Linked DNA regions of Homo sapiens: region 2 is linked to region 1. Evidence: chromatin loops called from intact Hi-C (ENCODE). Cell type or tissue: tibial artery. All regions are shown on one strand. Each heading gives the region's core, and the rest is flanking DNA. Links, peaks and the distances in the headings are about the cores only.

The links. Peaks named below come from ENCODE experiments on the same cell type or tissue, not always from the same donor. Only the 100,000 strongest peaks of a DNase experiment are listed, where the experiment ranks them.
Region 2: it touches region 1 in a loop (8-fold over the local background); 2 of 110 quality-filtered maps call a loop at or near these places.

Annotation. Positions count from the first base shown.
Region 1 is chr1:22,563,826-22,566,325 of GRCh38, forward strand. All of the region lies in intron 1 of EPHA8 (EPH receptor A8), which reads left to right. Among named protein-coding and RNA genes, the nearest start is that of EPHA8, 1.6 kb to the left of the region's middle. RefSeq lists an enhancer at 202-702. In tibial artery, for the core only: no CTCF peak of the experiment used is centred there; no DNase peak of the experiment used is centred there; H3K27me3 peaks cover 2,500 bases.
Region 2 is chr1:22,622,789-22,631,523 of GRCh38, forward strand. No RefSeq gene overlaps it. Among named protein-coding and RNA genes, the nearest start is that of MIR6127, 6.2 kb to the right of the region's middle. In tibial artery, for the core only: no CTCF peak of the experiment used is centred there; no DNase peak of the experiment used is centred there; H3K27me3 peaks cover 2,373 bases.

The sequences.
Region 1 (2,500 bases), core at 1-2,500:
CTCCAAGGCGGCCGGGATCCCTCGGCCCGGGGGGCGGGGTGGCACCGCGGAAGAGACCCGGGATTAAGGGACAGAGCGGTGGAGATGGGAACCCGCGAGCTTGAGGAAGACGGACAGGTACCGGGGACTGGGGGACAGTGGGAAAGGACAGGAGACAGGACTGAGGGATGTGCAGCTGGGGACAGAATACTGAGGGTCGGACGCCGGGGACAAGGGGACAGGACTGGACAGAAGACAAGAGAAGAGGTAAGGAGGAGAGGGTACAGTGAGGTAGGGCAAGGAACAGGGTTGGGGACAGAGGACAGGGGGGTAGGCACTGGGGTTGGAGGGACAGGAGAATGGGGGAGGAGGTTCAGAGGGCAGAAGGCAAAGGGGGTGGGGACAGCATTGAGAGATAGGAGCCAGGCGCTGAGAAACGGGACCCCGGAGAGCAGGACTGGCTTTGAGGGGAGGCAGGAAGGAGGGGTGCGGAATGAGAGTCTGGGAGAGGGGTCAGGGCCCGAGGGCCACAGTCTGGCGACGGGCTGGGGAGAAGAAGGGAGGGCAGGGGAGTTCCAGCTGGAGGAGAGGCAGCTTCGTGGGCAGCGGGAGCGGCTTGGGGAGGAGAGGGCTGGGGGATGGGGAGGCCACAGAGAGATTGAGGCAGGCAGGCCCCGGAGAGCAAAGTCTTGTCAGAGAAGGCTGGGATGGCAGGGTCACTCTGGGGCCCTGTGTGGGAGGAAGGATTGGGGTGGGGAGGTGCACTGAGTCGTTGGGACCAAAAAGGTCTGGGAAATGACTTCTGGTGGTGGGGGCACAAGAAGAGCTGAGAGGGAGCACCTAAGCCTGCCACCCACACACCCGTTAGCTCCCTGGAGACCCCAGCTCCATCCAGCTCAGGAGGTTTCCCTGGGTCCCACTCCCCACACCCCAACCCCTGCCCTGACCCTCCTCTGTTCCCACAGCTCTGCCCCAAGGAAGCCAGAGCGTCTCTGTGCAGGCTCCCAGGGCTGATGTCCAGGGACCAGAGCTGGGTCCTCACCCTGCCAAGATGAACTTCCAGGTGTAAGCGAACTCCGGAGCTGGTGCTGCTCTTCCACGCCCAGACAGATCACACATCTGCCCTTCACACACAGCTCACCGAGGGCCCACCCTACACACAAGCACACACACAGGCTACTTGGGATTCACACTTGTGACCCAGGCCTGTAGAGACTGACATGTGCGGTCAGTCTCCCCACCCCACATAACATCCACAGCCACACACACAGAAATGAAGCCAGTATGCATGAGCACAAACACACATGTACATGCACGTACAGATGCATGCACATGAAAATACGCAACTCTGTGTCTACATATATACATCACACCACATATGTAAGGAGCCCGTCGTTTGCATCCATGCCCACGGAAATGCATGTGCACCAACAAACACACACAGACACAGATAAAATCATAGTCTCCCATGAGCCCAGGGCCCAGCATGGAGGAGAGGCACGGCAGGGTGGCCGAGAAGTGAGATGCCGGCAGAGCAGGGCCGGGTGGGTGTAACAAGGCACAGGTTCCCGGGGCACCAGGAGAGGTCTGGGGTTGGGGGGTGCTGGGGAGTAGGAAAGGGGGCAAGATTGGAATCTAAGAGGCCTTGGGGCCCTGGGAGCTGCACCCGAGAAGACGGCTTTCTGAGGGTGGGTGGAGGGAAGGGGACAGTTCGTTTGCCCAGCAGGCTCTGAGGCCCCTCCATCGAGGCGCTGGGAGTCAGGTGGTGCACCCCCAACCCCCTGCCTCAACTCTCTTCTCTGGGAAGGAGCCAGCACCCTCTGGAATCACAGGCTGGTAGCCCCAGAGCCCCTCGAAGAGGGGGCTTGGACCAGGCTCATGTGCTGAGGACAAAGCATGGGTCTGGGGAGGGGACCTGTGCAGTGGGTGGGGGCCAGCAGCTGAGGAAGAGGCAAGGTCTAGAGAGAGAGGCAGGTGGGGAAGTCTGTGTCCATGGTGAAGGGAGGCATAGCCCAAGGGCGAGAGTCCACGCCCTCTCCGATCAATGCAGCAGGGTACCCACAGCCAGGCACAGGTTACCCACACGAGTCAGACAGCCATGGGGTGGAGACCTGGGACCTGAGTTCCATGTGGCGCATCTGGGAGTCCTCCCCAGCACTGTCCCTGGGCTGGTCTAGAGCAACCAGAGCCAGCTGAGGGGACTGTTGGAACTCAGGGAGGGGCCTGTGCTCCCAGCTGGGTCTAGCAAAGGTAACAGGACCTTAGCCTGGCCAAACAACAGTCCACTCAACAGTCCCCTACAACAGGCCACTCTCAGAGCTTTTGCTGGGGCACCCGTGGGCCCAGGAAGGGCCCTGCACCTGCAGAGACGCCCCCCGGACCCCTGCCAGGCCCAAGGCTGCTTATTGCTCTCTGGTGTGGCTTATCCTCCACTTTGAGGTGATCTCCAAGGCATTCAGAATCCTGGCTGACGTCCCCTGGCCACCCCGAATTCTCCAGCCTCACCATCATGCGCTGCGTC
Region 2 (8,735 bases), core at 2,663-5,162, 62 kb after region 1:
TTAGACACATTTTACTCAGATAGACACATTCCAAAGAAAGAGGACTCTCATTTTTTTTTCCATTTTTGCCTTATATTCAAGAGAAGTCCATCTCAGCAATATTTTTTTTTCAGTGACAGGGTCTCACTCTGTTGCCCAGGCTGGAGTACAGTAGTGATCATAGCTCATTGTAACCTCAAACTCCTGACCTCAAGCAATCCTCCCACTTCAGCCTCCTGAGTAGCTAGTACTACAGGCATGCATCACCATGCCCAGCTAATTCTTGTTCTTATTATTATTATTTTTGAGACGGAGTTTTGCTCTTTTTGCCCAGGCTGGAGTACAGTGGTGCAATCCCAGCTCATTGCACCTCCACCATCTGGGTTCAAGTGATTCTCCTGCCTCAGCCTCCCGAGTAGCTGGGATTACAGGTATGCACCACCACACCCAGCTAATTTTGTATTTTTAGTGGAGATGGGGTTTCACCATGTTGGCCAGGCTGGTCTCAAACTCCTGACCTCATGATCCGCCTGCCTCAGTCTCCCAAAGTGCTGAGATTACAAGCGTGAGCCACCATGCCTGGACAAGCTAATTCTTATTTAAGAGACGGGGGTCTTGCTGTGTTACCCATGCTGGTCTCAAACTCCTGGCCTCAAGGGGTCCTGCAGCCACAGCCTCCCAAAATGCTGAGATTACAGACGTGAGCCACCGTGCCTAGTCCTCTCAACAAGATTCTGAAGGAAATTCCCTATTCTGGAAGAGGGGGCAGTCACAGGTAACACTAGTCTAAGGTTTAAAATAATCAGAGACAGAGGCCGAGTGCGGTGGTTCATGCCTGTAATCCCAGCACTTTGGGAGGCAGAAGCAGGCAGATCACCTGAGGTCAGGAGTTCGAGACCAGCCTGGCCAACATGGTAAAACCCCGTCTCTACTACTACTACTACTACTACTACTACTACTACTACTACTACTAATAATAATAATAATAATAATAATCAGAGACCTAAGTGAGGGACAGACAGAGGGTGGGGGCTAGAGGTAGGACACAGTACAAGGAAAGTAGAGAAGGCTATGGGTGTGGGCGGGGGACATTCAAGATGAGTCTTGATGAGCGAGTGGCTTTGGATGATGGAGATGCTGGGGAAAGACACACCAGGCAGGGAAAGCAAAGGCACAGAGCTCAGGGGGAAGCAAGGCGGCCAGTGGGTGATGGGCTGGGTGGGCCCTGGTTCCTGGATCATGGGCAGTTTGGGACCTGTGGATCCTGGCAAAGCTCTTGGGGAGTGGCGCCCATGGAGGTCTCAGGAAGGTGGTGACTTTGTACACCTGTGTTCATTGCAGCATTATTCACAATGGCCAAATGTGGCAATAACCCAACTGTCCATCACTGGATGGATGGATAAATAAAACACGGTCTGTCCATACAATGAAATATTAGTCAGCTTTATAAAGGAATGATATTCTGATCTATGCTATAATACGGATGAGCCTTGAGGGCGTTATCCTAAGTGAAAAAAGCCAGTCACAAAAGGATGCATAATTTCACTTACACAAAGTACCGTCAGGCACAGTGGCTCACGTCTGTAATCCCAACACTTTGGGAGGCCGAGGCGGGCGGATCACTTGAGGTCGGGAGTTCGAGACCAGGCTGGCCAACATGGTGAAACACCGTCTCTACCAAAAATATAAAAAATTAGCTGTGTGTGGTGGCTTGCGCCTGTAATCCCAGCTACTGAGACTGAGGCAGGAGAATCGCTTGAACTTGGGAGGTGGAGGTTGCAGTGAGCCGAGATCGTGCCACTGCACAAGGTCAAAGAAAAACAAAGTGCCTAGAATAGTCAAATTCACAGAGGCACAGAATGAGATGGTGGCTGTCAGGGTGGTTGGGGCTTATGGTTTAATGGGTATAGAGTTTCAGTATGAAATGGTAACAGTTCTGGAGATGGACGGTGGTGATGGTCGCATAACAATGTTCTTGCACGGTGACAAAGAGCATTGCTGCATACCAATGGTCGCATGAATGTTCTTCATGCCACTGAAATGCACCCTTAAAATGGTTAAAATGGTAAATTTTATGGTATGTATATTTTATCACAATAAAAAAATAGTGGGGTCTCAAAGGGTCAGGCTGGGGGTTCGAGACATGGAAAGAGTGGGAGATACGGCCAGGCTAGAATAAGCAGGTGAGATCCAAGGTCTGAGGGCACAAATGCTAACCCCAAGCAGCACAGTGAACGTAGGCTCAGAGCCAGACAGGCCCGGCTTCCAGTCCACGCTCAGCCAGCTCTTAACTGTGTGGTTTTAGGCCAGTCACTTGCCCTTTCTGAGCCTCAGTTTTCTCATCTGTGCAACAGTGATAACGCTAGTTATTTCTATTCTCTCACAGGGTTGTTGCAAAGGCCAAACAAGGTCATAAGAACAACTGTTTACTGCACGTTACTGCATGCCAGGCACTGAGTAAAGCACCTCACACATACTAATCCACTCAGTCATTGCAATATCCCATGAAGATGTACTTTTACTGTCCTATTTCACAGATGCGAAAACTAAGGCTTTAGGAAGGAAGATTCCACTGTGCGCCCCAAGGCTACACAGTGGGAAGAAGAGGAGTTGGGACTCAGACCTGAATTGTGAGAGGAGCCTATGAGCAACAAGGTGAGTCACTGCTGCCACCTCCTGCCTCCTCCTCTGAGAAGTCTCCCAAGATTGCTGCACTGGGGTGACTCTTGTCTTACCCACTGCTTGTTTCTGGGTGTCTCTGGGGCCCCATGGCCTGCTCAGTCCTGGAGTTATTCCTATGTCTGCCTCTGCAGCAGCATGCAAGCTCTCCAAAGGTACATCTGGATGTTTTTCATTTTAGATTCCTGGGTGCCCAGCCCAATGGCACAGAACCGATGAAAGTCTGGGCAACGTTGGAGTGCTCAGGCTGAGGACAGGACCCCGGACAGCTCCACTGGGACCCGTTAGGGATGGTGTTGCTAGAAGGGTTCTATGAGGATGTTGTCAGAGACAACGACAGCCCTGACAAGGTAAAGGGAGGAGGGGAGGGTGATGAAGACTATGAGGACAACAATGTTCATGTAATAATCATTCTCTAGTGGGTTCATCCTCTGCTGTATCCGTCAAGAGAAGCTCGGTTATGCTGCAGTAACAACTGTATCACAGGGGCTTAACACCACAAAGCCTTACTCTCCACTCCTGCAAAGCCTGTCGTGGGTCTGGGTGTCTCTCCAGAGCAGTTGTCCCTCATGCAGAACCTCAGCAAGCCAGGCCACTTGAATGCCGTGGCTCCACCCACGGCAGTGCAAGGACTCCATGACCTCTGCAGCAGAGCAAGAGCACGGTGACAAAGACCAAGGTCACCCAGGTGAGGACAGTGGTATTCAGATTCAGAGCCACTTCTCTGAGCCCCATACCTATTTTTCCCTCTGCCATCCCCACAGTGTCCCATGGAAGGGCTGCAGGTGTGCTGGAGACCCTCAAGGTGAGCCCCACCCCTACTCCTATTCTGACCTCCCAACCCCCCTAAACCTAAAGGCCCAAGCCCCTGCAGCCGGGCCATATTCCCAGAGCCTGTCCCTGGAAGCAGCAGCGCTTCCTACTCTGACAGCTTTTTGCAGGAGCAGGAGGGGTTCATTTGCATACTATAGGCTCATTTGCATACTACTTAGGAAACGCCTTCGCTTTTTCCCACCTGCAGCAAACTCCAGGCTGATTAGTCCTCCCCACGTTGGAGAGTTAATTACTCTCCTGCATAGACCGGGTGTTTATTTGTAATCAGCAGAGGGCTGGGAGAGGGGGGTGCGGACAGGGCAGTGGCAGCTGTCATTAGCCCAAATTCCCGAGCGGCTCCACGGGTAAAAAAAAATGAGGGCGAGCTCCTGCATAACACGACCTGCGCTCAAATCCCAGCACAGGACCTGCGCACCATGTGACCCTGGCCATGCCCTGGGCTCCAGGGAAAGGAGAAGGGTTGATTAGAGCTGGGGTTAGGGGACCGTTGGACAAAGGCCCACAGTGAGCCGCCGCAGGGCAGACAGAGGCTCAGAGCCTCACAATGAAAAAGGCAGCACCCCGCAGACCCAGCACTCTGGGAGAAGGCTGGGACGGGACCCCTTCCAGGACCATCCTAGGGCAGGGCTTGTGGGCTGGAGACTGGACCTCTCCTCTGTGTGACACAGGTGACTCAGCCCTCTGCATCCCCCATCAGTTCATTAAGAATGATGGCAGTAACCTCACCAGCCCCTAAACAGGGACTCTCAGGAGCCAGGCAGGGGCCTTGGAAAACATACATCTCTACTTAGATGTAAGAAATACGCCTGAATTCCAAGATTGGAAATGGTCTCAGCCTCTGGGGAGATTTAGGGACCTTCCCTCCCTCCTACCCCCACCCAACTAATGTGGCCTTCTGGCTTTGCCCCCTCCATGAAGGCATTTCTCTCCCCTCCGCAACCCCCTGCGCTCTGCCTCTCCCTCATTAAGTCATTTCTAAACCCTCCAGTGCCTCTCCCCACTTGTCAGATACCAAAAGGTCATGTCCAAAGGTCCAGGGCAGGCCCAGCTAACGTGCCAAGGTTGGAAAGACACTTGGTCACTGTCAAAGCCCCAGAAAGGGGCTGGGCTGCCAGCCTCAGCTCACTCAGGGCACCTGTTTAAATACAGAGGCCCCACCCCGAGCCTCTGAGGTTGTAGAGAGCATGCAGCTTGGCAGCGGTGTTCTTCCCCAGCTCCCCCAGGTGACTCTGCTCCAGGGACCCACGGCTTCGGTGCAGCTCCCTCCTATTTACAGCAGAGAGGCTGAAGCCCAGGGGGGTGATTTGTCCAAGGAATGGAAACCAAGTCCCCTGCCTCCAGCCCACAGTGGCCTCTGCTGATAAAAAGTCTGGGGCAGTTAGAGACACCCCAGAAGGCAGCCTTCCATGGTGATGATGTGGGAGCCATTGGGGGGGAACTGGGCTGAGGTTCTGGCCAGCCCATGGGAGCAGTAATCTTGGCCCCTAGGTGGGTGGGTGAGGCTCACATCCCCTTGGGATGCATACAGGAACACCCTCGCACCCTCACCCCTCCCTAGATGGCTCTTGCCAGAGAGCCACAGGGAGCGGGGGTAATAGCCACTTATACTTATAGCCTGTGTGACCTACGGAGGTTGCCAGATAAAATGCAGGCTGAATCATTGTTTTAGCGTAAGTATATCCCATGCATACTATTGTTTATCTGAAACACAAATTGAAATGTGCATCCTGAATTCTCATTTGTTAAATCTGGCAAACCTAGACCCATGCGCAAGTCATTGCACCTCTCTGAGCCTCAGTTTTTCATCTTTGGAAATGAACCAAAATACCACCCTGTAAGGATCTCATGTCGATTACGTGAGATGATGTTAAATGCCTGGCACGAGGGAAGTAAATGTGTGAAGCTGGCAGATCTCGCCCTCGGAGTCCCCATACTCAACACGTTCATCTCCTCTGTACTCCTCCCCACCCCTTTCAGGGTTGCTGTTTCAGACCCCAATCTGCAGGACGGATGCCAACGGCACACTCTCAGGAAGGTAACCCAATGTGGTAGAAATAACTATTCCAGGCCAGGCGCGATGGCTCACGCCTGTAATTCCAGCTCTTTGGGAGGCCAAGGCGGGCGGATCAAGAGATCAAGAGATGGAGACCATCCTGGCCAACGTGGTGAAACCCTGTCCCTACTGAAAAAAACAAAAATTAGCCTGGCATGGTGGCGCGCACCTGTAGTCCCAGCTACTCGGGAGGCTGAGGTAAAAGAATTGCTTAAACCTGGGAGGCAGAGCTTGCAATGAGCTGAGATCGTGCCACTGCACTCCAGTCTGGTGACAGAGCAAGACTTCATCTAAAAAAAAAAAAATAGCCAGGTGTCGTGGTGTAAGCCTGTAATCCCAGCTGCTTGGGAGGCTGAAGCACCAGAATCACTTGATCCCAGAAGGCAGAGGTTGCAGTGAGCCGAGACCACGCCACTGCACTCCAGCCTGGGCCACAGAGAGAGACTCCGTGCCCAAATATAAATAAATAAATAAATAAATAACTATTCAATTTACCGGCTGTGTGACCTTGTGTGAGTCACTTACCCTCTCTGAACCTCAGTTACCTCATCTGTAAAAGGGACTGTCACCATGCCACCTCCCCGGGGATTCTGATGATGAAGTGAGGTCGTGTATTAAGCACCCAGTAGGAAGTCCAGCATTCAGTAGGGCTCACAAGGAAGAGCCTATTAGCATCTTGCAAACATACCACGGTGAAGCATCAACCTCAAAACACCCCAGAGAGGACAAGGCTTACCCTGTGGAAAGAATGACTACAGGAGGAATTTCAGGTCCTGTGATGGGCAGATGAGGGAGATCATTTGCACTCCAGGCTCTCCCTGGCCACTCTCTTGTGACCCTCATGCCTATGTGAGCTCCTTGGAAGCTAGCATCTCCCAGCAACCTGGACGTCAGGCCCAGCCCTCTCAAGGTGGAGGTAATACCTCCTTGTTGGCTCCCACAGCCCGATCTGTTTGTTTTCCAAACTCTTAGTCCTCTTAATCTTTTTACATCTTACCTGCCTGGTGGCTTCCGGCTATATTTGCCTGTGGGGAATGTCTCCAGAGCAGCTCCACCCAGTTCCCCTCCGGGCTGGGCTGCCTCCCTCACAGGCATTCAGGGTGTTGGCTTCCAGCTGGGGGGCTTTATTTCTTCCTATTTTTCTTCACTCTCCCCTGCCAATAAATCTTTTCTGTCTTCTTTTTTTTTTTTTTTTTTTTTTTCCAAATTTTCTTTCATGCACCGGCCCTCTGAGTGCCAGGTGAGAGTAGGAGGAGGTAAAACATTGTGCTAAGAGCCTACTGTGTGCCAGAGACCAGCCGCACTACTGTCTGGAAGCCTGGCATAGTTTGAGGTCATCATTCCCAGTTTATAGGTGAGGTGCTAGAGCCCCAGACACAGGAGGTTACTCGTGCAAGATCACACAGCCAAAGAGAGACACACACTGAATTTGAACACATGCTGCCTCCATCTCCGCAACAAATGATCTGTTGTTTACAATCCCCTCTGCGTTTCATAAAATAATCCCAAGAAGTGCTTTTATCTGCCAAGAAAAGTAAAGAATAAAGAGTGTGCACAGACAACACATGGCAGTTCTCTCACACAACAGCTCCCTCCCCAATTCCAAATGCCTCCCCCAACCACTTGCTAACAAAACCCTGATCTTATTGGGTGGTGGGGACAAAGAATGGAAGGATAGACCCCAAAAGGCCCAGAAGGAGGGTTTTGCAAGAAAGGCGAGACTAAGACAATCTCCATAATAAAGAACAGAGAGCAGGAGAGTCAGGGAGAAGGAGGAACAGTGGCTCTGGGCAGAGGGGCCGGGAGATTTTTTTTTTTGCTGGAGACAGGAAGTTGAAGACAGAGGTCTGGAGGAGTGGATGGAAAAGAGCAAAGAGCACTGGTGTCAACTCTATGCCTCCTTCCTGGTGTTCAAATGTACAGCAGAGAATTGAGTGTATCTGTTCACAGGGCTGGGTGGGGCAGAGGACTTGCACCAGAATGTTCTTAGCAGCTTTATTCATCATAGCCCAAACTCTGTACCAACAGAAGGGACAAACAAAGTGTGATACTGCATATGCATACGATGGAATAGCACTCAGCAATACCACGCAAACTGACACACGTAACACAGATGCATCTCACCGGCATGCTCTTCAAAAGAAGCCAGACACAAAAGAGCACAGGCCGCATGATTCCATTGACATGAAGTTCAAGAACAGGCAGAAGGCACCAATGGTGAGGGAGAGCAGAACACCGGTTACTTTGCGGGTGGAGGGGAGCACTGTTGACTTGGAGGGTCACGGCCGCCTCGCTGGGGAGATGGATACTCTGCACTCTGATCTGAGTGGTGGTAGAGGGCCTGTGCGTGCAGGTGTAAGCTACTGAGCAGTGTGCTTGAGATGTGCACATTTTACTCTGTGCAAATTATGCCTCATTTTTTTTAAAAGAAATATACAAGCACCTTAGAGTCGCATTATATACACACTTGCCTATCTCCACTTCGCCTAATAGGACTCAGAGAGAGAATCACAATTTAAGTAAGGCAGGGGATATTGGTTTTTTTTTTTTTTGAGACGGAGTTTCACTCTTGTCGCCCAAGCTGAAGTGCAATGGCCTGATCTTGGTTCACTGCAACCTCCACCTCCTGGGTTCAAGCAATTCTCCTGCCTCAGCCTCCCGAGTAGCAGGGATTACAGGCATGTGCCACTAGGCCAACTAATTTTATACTTTTAGTAGAGACAGAGTTTATCCATGTTTGTCAGGCTGGACTCAAACTCCCGGCCTCAGTTGATCCACCCTCCTCGACCTCCCAAAGTGCTGGGATTACAGGCGTGAGCCACTGCTCCCAGCCAGGGGATACTGTCTTCTAAGAGCCTATTTCTGGAGGGACCGTGGCTGGGAGAGTTCTGCTGTCCCCAAGTCTGCCTCCGCTCCTGTGAACCCCTCATGATCTAAACACCTCACCTCCAAGGGTGGCTCCAGTCTCCAAAGATTCAATTCCTTTGTGTGTGAGTGGTGGGGGAATTGGTTAACCTTAACCAACTGGTACTCAACTGAAGAAAAAGAAATCTGTTCTACTATTGGAGCCAAAACTGACAGCAAAAGACTATTGTGAAACGGTAATACAGTCTTTCACGTGGCGCTGTTTGAAGAATTTTTCCACCATTTACAATGGTGATACTCACCATTTACAATGTTTGCCTCGTAT